Linked DNA regions of Homo sapiens: region 2 is linked to region 1. A link is a loop called in an ENCODE intact Hi-C map of the cell type or tissue named here. Cell type or tissue: PC-3. All regions are shown on one strand. Each heading gives the region's core, and the rest is flanking DNA. Links, peaks and the distances in the headings are about the cores only. Region 1 has its middle 290 kb from the start of TRQ-TTG4-1. Region 2 overlaps UTRN (utrophin).

Evidence for each region. A loop is a pair of places that touch in the nucleus more often than their neighbours do. Peaks named below come from ENCODE experiments on the same cell type or tissue, not always from the same donor. Only the 100,000 strongest peaks of a DNase experiment are listed, where the experiment ranks them.
Region 2: it touches region 1 in a loop (2.6-fold over the local background); 1 of 110 quality-filtered maps calls a loop at or near these places.

Annotation. Positions count from the first base shown.
Region 1 is chr6:144,894,571-144,899,956 of GRCh38, forward strand. No RefSeq gene overlaps it. Among named protein-coding and RNA genes, the nearest start is that of TRQ-TTG4-1, 290 kb to the right of the region's middle. RefSeq lists an enhancer at 2,869-4,068 and a silencer at 3,043-3,337. In PC-3, for the core only: no CTCF peak of the experiment used is centred there; DNase peaks (open chromatin) are centred at 3,091 and 3,621; H3K4me3 peaks cover 1,651 bases; H3K27ac peaks cover 4,293 bases.
Region 2 is chr6:144,756,201-144,761,586 of GRCh38, forward strand. It overlaps UTRN (utrophin), which reads left to right. Exons shown (of 75, transcript NM_007124.3): 58 at 1,729-1,789. Among named protein-coding and RNA genes, the nearest start is that of SNORA98, 350 kb to the left of the region's middle. In PC-3, for the core only: no CTCF peak of the experiment used is centred there; a DNase peak (open chromatin) is centred at 2,621; H3K4me3 peaks cover 601 bases; H3K27ac peaks cover 2,917 bases.

The DNA of each region.
Region 1 (5,386 bases), core at 112-5,111:
CCTCAGATCTGCCTCCTCTAGTCTCTGCAGCATGGTTTCTTACCCCTAGTTCCTGCTACCATTCATAGCTGAAGTTGGAGGCTTGTGTAATTCATGGTTACATCTTCCCTGCCTTGGCCAGAGTCCTTGTTTAATTGGGCTCCCCTGAGCTCCTGACCCTTCTGAGTCTCTGGCACATTCTTTCTTTGGCTCTTTTACCTCAAGATAGGCTGAATGCAGGCCCTGTGATGCTGCTTGAGCTTTTTTCCCATGACACCAGAGAGCAGGAAGAAGTTCTGCTACCTGTCCATGAAGAGAGGACAGCTTCTAGATGATCTGTTTCAGAATCCAATAGGATTTGAATTTCTATTCAAAAGTCCACTGCTCAAGTCATTCCCCTCAACGTGTCTGTACCACCTTCTATGCTCTTGCCCAACACCTGGAGCAGTGACACTGGCTCTGTGGCATCACTGTCTCTCATACCCCACCGCTTCTGCTTCTTTCCTGTCTTCACTGTTCTGTTCTGCAGGGCTGGGAAGGGTAAGCCTCTCCCTATCTCATCGTCAACACTACCCCCTCTCCTTTCCCAGAAGGTATCATGCAGGATGGGGTGAAAAGAGAGATGCACTGGCTTACCCATCAGGGAAATACCATGCTTGTTGAGAGGTGCCAATAAGAGGATGGTTTTGAGCCTCATGATGGCCCCACTGAAGAGAGAATGAAAGGAAATGGATTACTTCCCCCAGATGATCAGGTTTTCTATAGCATTCATGAAGATTACACGATTTCTCCCTCTCCAGAAGTTTTAAAATGAGACCTCTCAGATTTCATAAATCTGCCTCATTCCCTTTCCTATCAAGGGAAGATGCTCCTGCATTGTCCCTAAGACGCTATGGTCATCAGATAAGTTGGTGGTTTCTCAGGCACCACGTGGGGAGTAGCTGGAATTATTCACACTCTAACCCCTTGCACGTGGCTCAGTGCCTGGCACACAGTTGGCTCCCTGCAAACACTGTTGCAGAAGAATGGAAAAAAAATGATGGATAAGTTCTGTTCTACATAGCTAAAGTTTATTTTGTTTGAAGACTGAAGAACAAAGGAGACACCCCTCCAAGGTCATGGATGATTCTGTGAGTCTGTGTACACATTCCCATGGCTAGACAGCATTATATTAAAATCTGTCAATGTTTCTATGCTGTCCACCAAGCTGGCTACTGTGCTAGGTACTGACATCTGTAAACATGTAATTTATATTCTTCTGTCACCTGCATTACACTGAAGGAACATCCCTCGGGTTCACAGAAATTAGTTATCCCATAGGCTGGATGGATGATGAATAGGTGGCTTTTTCACCAGCCCAGCTAGGTTTGGAAAATGCCAGATGCCTTCACTATTCCACCGATGTGTTGATGCACATGATTAAAAAGCCAGGGGCATGCTCAGAGCAGGAGTACAAAAAGCAGACGTTTCTCCCTCAAGGGAGCTGTCTCCAGTGACCCAAGACTGCCATCATGCTGGGATCTGTGATGTCCTTTCTGCTCCCCACCCTCCTGGAGAGAAACCTGGCAGAGCTGCAACCTTGGAGCAAAGAGGCTTCCAGTCTGTTATTTTGACTTTTCTCAGCGGGGTCTTTCTCTGCCTAATTGCCCTGTTTACTCTTCCTGTTCTCTTTTAAAAGCCTGGCATTCAAAGTAGAACTAATTCTGTTTTAAGAGATTGCCAGGAAGCAACACGAAATCTACCTGCTTTTGAGTTTCACATTTCATTTTATTTCTTTCTCTAAATAAAAGCAGGGCATTTTATTTTGCGTTCCTCTGATATCTCCCTCTATTTTCTTGATTCTTCAGGCAGAACTCCCCGTGTTCACTGTTCCATCAATGAGGATGGAAAGAACACTTAAGCTTCTCTTGCTCTGTTGCTGGCCTAAAGCCATCCAGCATCTGTTTTGGGCCACTAGACAAATCTGGTCACAGCTCTGGGCCTGGAAGTGCATTGGAACATAGGCGATTAGTTCAGGTTTACCCTGACTGCTTCTAGAGAGTTCTAGGACATCATGAGCATATCATGAAAAAATATCTGGATCTCATTCTCCATTCTTGTCTTTTGCAACTCAGACTACTTCCAGAAAGGTTAACTTTAGGGTATTACTTGTAAACACTCTAAGGAATATGATATTTTACATGTCTTTCAGCATATTATTGATAGGAACATCAGTCAATGTTCCTTCATGTGTTTGTTGTTAGAGAATCCACAAAGCCAATTAGAAAGTTGCTTTTCTGGTACCTCCCATTTCTTGCAAATACATACTCCTCACTGCTTGAATATGTAGCTTAAGTGTAATTAATCAATTTCAACTAATTAAATTGAAATTGAACACTGTATTAGTTTTGCTAGGGCTGTGATAACAAGCTACCATAGACTGGGTGGCTTACACAACAGAAATTTATTTCTCATAGTTCAAGGGGCTGAAAGTCCAAGGTCAAGTTGTTCCAGGTTTGGTTTCTTCTGAGGCCTCTCTCTTTGGCTTGCAGCCAGCCAGCCACCTTCTCATTATATCCTCATGTGGTCTTTTCTCTATGTGTGTGCATCCCTAGTGTCTCTGTGTGTCCAAATTTCTTCTTCTTATAAGGACACCAGTCATTTTGGGTTAGGGTTTACCCTAATGGCTTTATTTTAATTAGTCATCTCATTAAAAGCTCTATCTATCTCCAAATATAGTCACAATCTAAGGTATTAGAGGGATTAGCACTTTTAACATATGAATTTTGGAAGGTCAGTCTCAAATCCATCTCCCCGACCAACTGAATTGGGAGGTTTATACAGTGGGAAAGGAATGTAAAACAGGAATTAAGGAGGGGTAAGGAAGCAATTACGAAGAAAGAGGGGTCTGGCATCTCATTGAATGCAGGGTCTGATGAGTTTCAGTCCCTTGCCTGAGGGGGAACTCAGATGAGACAAATGTAAACTACAAGTTTTAAGACCAGAAGGGACAATGTCTGTGTTTATTCAAAACCTCGTAAACGTAATTTCTATGGGGCAATTGGGCTGGTTTTGCCTTCACCCATGAACTTGGCTTTTAAAGCTGAACTTCCTGCATGATGGGCCTCCTGTGGCCTGCAGAGCTCCAGTTCCTTCTCCATAGAGCCCAGCCCAGGAAGATTTGGTTTGCAGATGAGAAAAATGAAACAATAAAGATCAAGTGACTTTCCCAAGCTCACATTCCAGCAAGTGACAGAGCCATGATTCAGACCTCTTACTCAGCCCAGCCTTCCTTTCTTTACCCCACGTAGCCCATAGTCAACTATAGAATCAGTTGGAATCAATAACACCTCTGGCTTAGCATCCCGAAGGCTCACATCAGACCTTTAAAAAACATATTTTGAGAAAGTAGCCTCATCGGTCCTAAGTGTATTAAATCAACTGATTTGTCAATTGAGGATAGAATAATTTCTTCTTTTTCTGGTGACATAAATTTCTCACCTCCTTTAGGAAGAAGCATAGAGGAGGAATTCCGTATTTTCATCCTGATACCATTATGATTCCATTAATTAAATGGTGTGTTTCAAAGCCCTTACGGATCAGTCATGAAATTTCTGAGGCTCTGTGAAGGTCAAAGCCCTTTGTGGTCAGCACCTCTTATTTCCGTGGGTGAGTCAGAGGTTTTCTTCATGAATTGCCATAGCCTCACCTTTGATTTAAAATATTCAAAAAAGATGCTCTTAGTGTCTCTGATTCTTAAATCTATGATTCAGGGCCTTGTGCACTACTTCTTGTCATAGCCAAAACAGATTTTCTGAGGTTTTCTTTCATGATGAATTAGAAGTTGCTCTTGGATCTGACTTTGATCTCTGCTCTTGGTAGTTTCCTGAAAGTTTCTTCTAATTGATGAGTTAACTAGGAATCAGCCAATATATGGCTTTTATGACAAGGAAAGTTTACCTGCCTTTCTACTCCTATTTGTCTGCCAGGAGGAAATGTGCCTTGAGTTCTCTGAAAAGCAACAGACTCACCATGGAAAAACAAGTTTTCTTTCTCTATATTTGTTAAATACACATTCTTGAGAGCCCTATATCATAAATAATATTAAATATGTATCTCCTTATGCATTTATTTTTTAAAGCAATTTTATGGAGGTATAATTAAGATAAGATACAATGCGTAATTTTAAGGAAAAAGTTTAATGAGTTTTGTCAAATGTAAAGATGTAAACATCACCGCAGTCAAGGTAGAAAGTCTGACCATTATTCCCTAAATTTCCTTCTCATGCTTTGCAATTAATGGCCACACCCAACCTCAGCTTTAGGCAAGAATGAATCTGCTTTCTGCAATTATAGTTCTGCTTGTTTAGAAGTTTATGTAAATGAAATAAAGCAGGGGTTCTGGAATCTTTGGGGTCTGGATTCTTTTGCTCAGCATTTAAAAATTTTATTTGGTGATTCATCCATGTCTTATGTGTAACAGACATTTATTCCTTTTTATCACTGAGTAATATTACATTGTACAAAGGTAACACCATCTGTTTATCTATTTACACTTCTATTAATTTTTTTGCAAAATAATTACTTGATATGTGATATTGGTAATTACTTGGTATGTAATTTATTCTATTTTCTTGAGTTAATATTTAGGAGTGAAATTACTGGGTTGTGTGGCAAGAGTAATTTAACTTACAGGAAACCATCAAACTATTTCCCAATGTGGTTGTGCCATTTTACATTCCCATCAATAGTATATGAGAGTTCCAGTTGGCCTGTATTCTGACACATGATATTGTCCGTCTTTTTAATTCCAGTCATTGCTGTGGGTTTATATTATTATCCCATTGCAGTTGTAATTTTGATTTTCTTGATGACTAATGATGTTGGGTATCTTTTCATGTGCTTTTTAGTCATTTTTAAATGTTTGTTTCAACATTTTTCCCATTTCTATTAGGTTATTTTTCTTTTAATTGCATTTACAACATTTAAAAAATAAATTCTAGGTATAAGTTGTCAGATACATGTATTGTGAAACTTTTCTGCCAGTGTGTAGCTTACCTTATTTTTTTTTAATGTTATCTCTCAAAGAACAGAGGTTTTTAATTTTAATGAAGTCCAATTTATCAATTTTTCTTTTATCCTTTGTGCTTCTTGTGTTCTATCTAAGACATTTTTACCTATCATGGTTACAAAGATATTTTCCTACATTATTTTCTAAGAGTTTAGTTTTTCTTTTACAAGTATTATCATTTAGCTTTTTTTTTTTTTTTTTTTTTTTTTGAGATAGAGTCTTGCTCTGTCGCCCAGGCTGGAGTGCAATGGCGTGATTTCAGCTCACTGCAACCTCTGGCTCCTGAGTTCAAGTGGTTCTCCTGCCTCAGCCTCCTGACTAGCTGGGATTTCAGGTGCCCACCACCACACCCAGCTAA
Region 2 (5,386 bases), core at 270-5,269, 140 kb before region 1:
TGTAAAGCTATGTACCAAGACCAAATGAAAGAGGAATTTACAAAATAATTGAGACTGTCTTTACAGTTCTAACTATCAGTTATCTTTAATATTGATGAAATGCTATACTTTCACCTAGCAATCACTCTCATAGTGGAAATCAAGCACATATTCTTTTGGAAGTGAAATATTGTGAAATTTATACACATTTTTGTAAAAGTCAAATACATGGCCTTGTATTATCTAACACTGAGAATCCAAGGAGGTAGAAGTTATTCAAATCAAAACAATTATTAAAATGAGTGGGGAAGTGTAAACAAAGTCCCAATTAATACATTTAATAATTGTTATCCTTTGCTGCTTGGAATCTTTGGCTTTATTATATTTCTTGGACTTCAGCCATGGTTATAAAAGAAGCCTGTTTAGTTAGGCACAAAATAAAAACTGACCTATTAGCCTGGTGCCAACACTGAAATGAGGTTGGCTCTAATGAGAAATGTAACATACCTACTTCCTCATTTTCATCCCTGTTTATACTTTGGTGGGCATAGATTGAGAACAGAGTGCTTGCCTTTTATAAAGAGAGGAGGAATTGTTGAGTAGAAGAATTGCTCAGCTAGTGTTCAGAAATTGAGATCACATCTGAGCTCGACCGTTTATTTACTGGCTGTCACTCTTTGGGCAAGTTATTTTATCTCTACACATTTAGTTCCTCATCTATCAAATGGAACTTTAACGTGTATCTTGCTGGCTTCCTTACCGAAAACATATATTTGAAAATGCTTGGCAAAGTTTAGAATGCTGAATAGTTGTAAGATATTAATGTGACATGAAATTGAGAAAAAAAGTATTGGTGACAACTGGCTACGTGAGGATCTGATGATATTTGCAAAGTATGAAAATTCCAAGTATTATTTGAATTTTTATATTTGTTCATTTAGCAAAATTCTTTTATGGCACTAAATTCACATGTACTATTCTTCTTAAATAAGTCTTAAAATAATTGGTTAATGTAGGAATAATATATTTTTTATAAGTAAGAAGTAACTAGAATTGTAAAAAAAAAAAAAAAAAAAGTACCTCAATTTAAAAACCCCATAAAATCTCAGTCATAGTAAGGTCTAGTGCAAAAGTAGGAGACTGGGCTCTCTGTATGTTTCAGATGAAAGTAAGAAATTGGGATTTTTCTGCCTAGACGATTGCCTTGGTTCTTCACAACTTTTTGCCTATTTTTAAATTCCTTCTTTTTAAATGTTATAGAATTGAATTTACTTAAATGCCATCTGTACTCAATAGCTACTCCTGTGACTACGATGCAAAGTAAACAATGTTATTAGTCATCTGGAAAATTCGGTCTTGAAAAATCTAATTTTTAATCTGGATATACCAGGTAAAATTAATTTTGGTTTTAGCTTTATCAAAAATATATATGGAGTACAGTTTCCAGATGGCACTAAGGTTTAAACTGTAGTATTTATAAGCAACACCATTTGAAAGTTTAAAAGTATTTTTATCAACAGGTTAGATTAGTTGGCATTAGACCTTGAACCTGTATTGTTTCTTGTTTTACTTCAAATGAATCCTTAAAGCCATTTTTTGTTTGGCCCAGTGGATCTCATAATTATAGGAATCCAGCTCAGAAACCAGAGCAGTTCATTGAATTTGCTATAAAATGTTCAGTTGTTTTGCATTAAGGTGTAAGGCTTTTTGGTTTCCAACGTTTCCAATAATCTCCCTTTGTTTCCTCAGCGTCAGTCCAGCTGCCGTGGCAAAGATCCATTTCACATAATAAAGTGCCCTATTACATCAAGTAAGTTGATTTTAATTCTCCTTTATGATACCAAGAAAATCATGTTTTATTGATAACTTAAGAGGCTTCTCTCCCCATAACTTTTAAAAATAGAATTCAGTCCTATTATCTGAAAGAAACTGTGATATAGTTAATATTAAAAAGAAACTACTTTTAACATGAGAATTATATTTTTCATGTATCAGATTAGGGATATAGGTGTGTTTAGCTGATATATTTTAAAGTAGAGATTTAAATATTTGGAGACAGACAATAAGCTATGATGGCCATACTGTATTCCAGCCTGGACAACAAAGCAAGATCCAGTCTCTAAAAAGTAAAAAAAAAAAAAATTGGAGAAAAATGACAGAATTTCAAAATACTCTTGACATAATGATATTTGTCAAATTGTACAAATTCTAAACCATTTTTCTTCCTCTAAGAAAATCCATATAAAAATGTCTTATACTCTTGTCATTTTATTCCACCAATAAGAAATAATGATTTATCATGAAAAAGTGAAATATTGTCAAGTTTTTCTTTGTCTTATAGAAGTTATCTGCATTATTAGCATAGGCTCATCATTCTTTGATTCTGTTGTCCAGTTAGTTTCTCCTTCTTGCATACTGTTTCTTCTTCTTATATGACATTTTATAAGTTTTGTATAATTTACACAGGCTCTTAGTAGGCGTTGATCCTTGGCTTAGGGCTATATATTGTCATGGAACAGAATGATAAAATTCTACTTCTATAGTCCCTTGGAGTGTAACTTAGTAAAGATATTAATTTACAACGTGCTCTAGTGATGAGTCATAGTTGACCCTATTTTATGTGTCAGACGAACAGCATCATAATCATGACAACACTTACTTATTGTCAGGAGACAGCTCTGTCTCAGGTTAGCTGTGTGACCTCAGGTAAGTCAGATGAAGATCTCTGGGCCAAGTTTCCTTTTTATCATTTCTAACATGGGGTGTGGTATCTCCAAAATCTATACAAATGCTAATAATCTGCTCTTCCAGTATACTTCCTGAAAACGTTGTGTGAAGTCCATGTTGGTGAAATAGTCTTTTCTTATAATTTTTTATTACAGTCTGAGATGTAAGCTCAGGGTAAAAAACAGGTTTGCATAATATATAATAAATATAATAAGCAATATACGTTACATTAGCTTATGGGAGTTTAATATTTTTATCAGTGTATAACCTACAATGCACTGAGTTGTGAACTGAGTTGAGAACAAGGTATTAAAGCAATTGATTGGTGTCAAATTTGCCCAAGTAAGAATGGAAAGAGGTCAGACGCTGGTTAAGTTGGCATGTCTCTAGTGAAAGAAGATGTGATTATCTAACTGAAAATGTTTAAAACTGTTTACATTTTTATTGTACACTATAACAATAATAATAGTAATAGTATTAGAGAACTTTAATTTGCTTGGTTGAATATTGACTTGAATTTAATCTTACAAATTTAGATATAAATCTGATGTACTGTGGTAGGCAAAATAATAACTGCTCCCAACCCCTGAAAGATGCTCACATCATAATCCCTGGAACCTGTGAAAATGTTAGGTTACAAAGCAAGGGAGAATTAAGGTCGTAAATGGAATTAAGGTTGCAAATCAACTGACCTTTAATTAGGGAGATTATTCTGGATTATCCTGATGGGCTTAATGTAATCCCAGGGGCCTTTAAAAGTGGCAGGGGAGGCAGAGATTTGAGAATGCTAGCTACTAGCTTGGAAGGTAAAGGAAGCAGACATGATCCTTAAATGCAGGCAGCTTCTAGAAGCTGGAAAAGGCAAAGAAATGGGATTCTCTCTTAGAACCTCCAGAGAAGGAATTCAGCCCTGCCAACTTTGATTTTATCCCAGGGAGACATTTTTGTAACAGCAATAGAAAATTAATGCATGTACTATAAAAAAATCAAGAAGTTCACGCAAATTAATTGAAATTAATTAATTTATTGAATTGACTTAGAGTCTTTTATCATCTGATTTTTTTAAAAATGCAAACTGGATCTAGTTTTTGGGTTTTACTAAATAAAAAAAATTAAATATCTTGCTTTATGTTTATATCATGATTATCTGTGTGGTTTGGGACTTTTAAAGTCCATCCTTAATTTTAGCTCTTTTTTAAAAATGAATTTCTATATGTTTAGGTTAATTATATATGACTGAGAATTGTCTAAATCAGAATTTCTCTAATTCAAAATGTTTATAATTTTGGAAGGATCTGGTAGGATTGTATTCTTGTTCTTGTGGGGCAGAGTTCTTATGGGGCAGATTGGTAGAATAAAAGTTAGTTTTACCTGGCTTCCCATTGGCTAGAGCACTATTACCAGCACTGGAAAATAGATATAATATAATGATGGCCACTATTTTAAATAATAACGTTTAGGACTGTAGCATTTAAAAAAATCTTCTCCATCACCAGTAAAAGATCAGATTGTTTAAAATATATGTAGTTTTAGTGTTAAATGTCTTTTAAGTCTTCCAAATTTTTAGAAATGTGCTCATTTGTATATAGCAAATTCCCATTTTCACAAAACTTGTTTAACCAGGATCTTTCATTGTGTAATTTAACAGTTTATTTCCTCATGAAGAAGGAACATCAAATTCTGAAGGTAGAGTTATAAAAGCCAGTATTTATGTGTGAAGAATTGTTATGAAAACAAAATTTAATTCCCAAATTAATAACCAAGCAAATGGAGAATGAAAAAGCTTTTAATATACACTTCCCTTTGCGTGGCTTCAAAAGTAGAAGAAAAATGTTTAAAACAAATTTTGCATGATTGCCATGCAATGAGAATTTCCTGGAGCAAATTAGAATGTATATGGCTAACAAAAAATAATATTCAGGTAGAAATATTCAACGTTTTTGGTGTTTAAGTATATCATCTTTGTATTCACTGTTAGAATATGGCCAGAAAGTTGAAAGGAGACTAGGAAGGGCAAATTATTTTTATGTCATATTTTAATTTTATAGATCACTTAAAGCCCACTTTGATGGCTTCCCACTGCATTTCTGTCTCTCTAGGTAATTCCTTATTAATATTTTGAAGTGCACTGCGGTGGCTCCATGGCTCATGTGTTTGTAGAAAATGAAAGAATATAAATCTGAACTGAAAGAGTCTATATAGTATAAACCCCTCTATTTGTTGATATCTTAAGTTAAAACTAGTCTATATAGTATAAATCCCTCTATTTGTTAATATCTTAAGTTAAAACTAGTCTATATAGCATAAACCTCTCTATTTGTTAATATCTTAAGTTAAAATTAACATTTGAAAATTTTATTTGCTTCCTCTAAGGTAGACTTTCTGAAACTGATCTAGTTATTTCTTTTTTCCTAGTATAGTGCAATGAGAGCTCATTGTATTCAGGGTTTAAGAACATTTAAAATGGGGCCGGGTGCAGTGGCTCATGCTTATAATCCTAATGCTTGGGAGGCTGAGGCGGGTGGATTGCTTGCCCCCAGGAGTTCAAGACCAGCCTGAGCAACATGACAAAACCCCATCTCTACAAAAAATTAGCTGGGCATGGTAACATGCGCCTATAGTCCCAGCAGTCAGGAGGCTGAGGTGGGAGGATCACTTGAGCCCGGGAGGTCAAGACTGC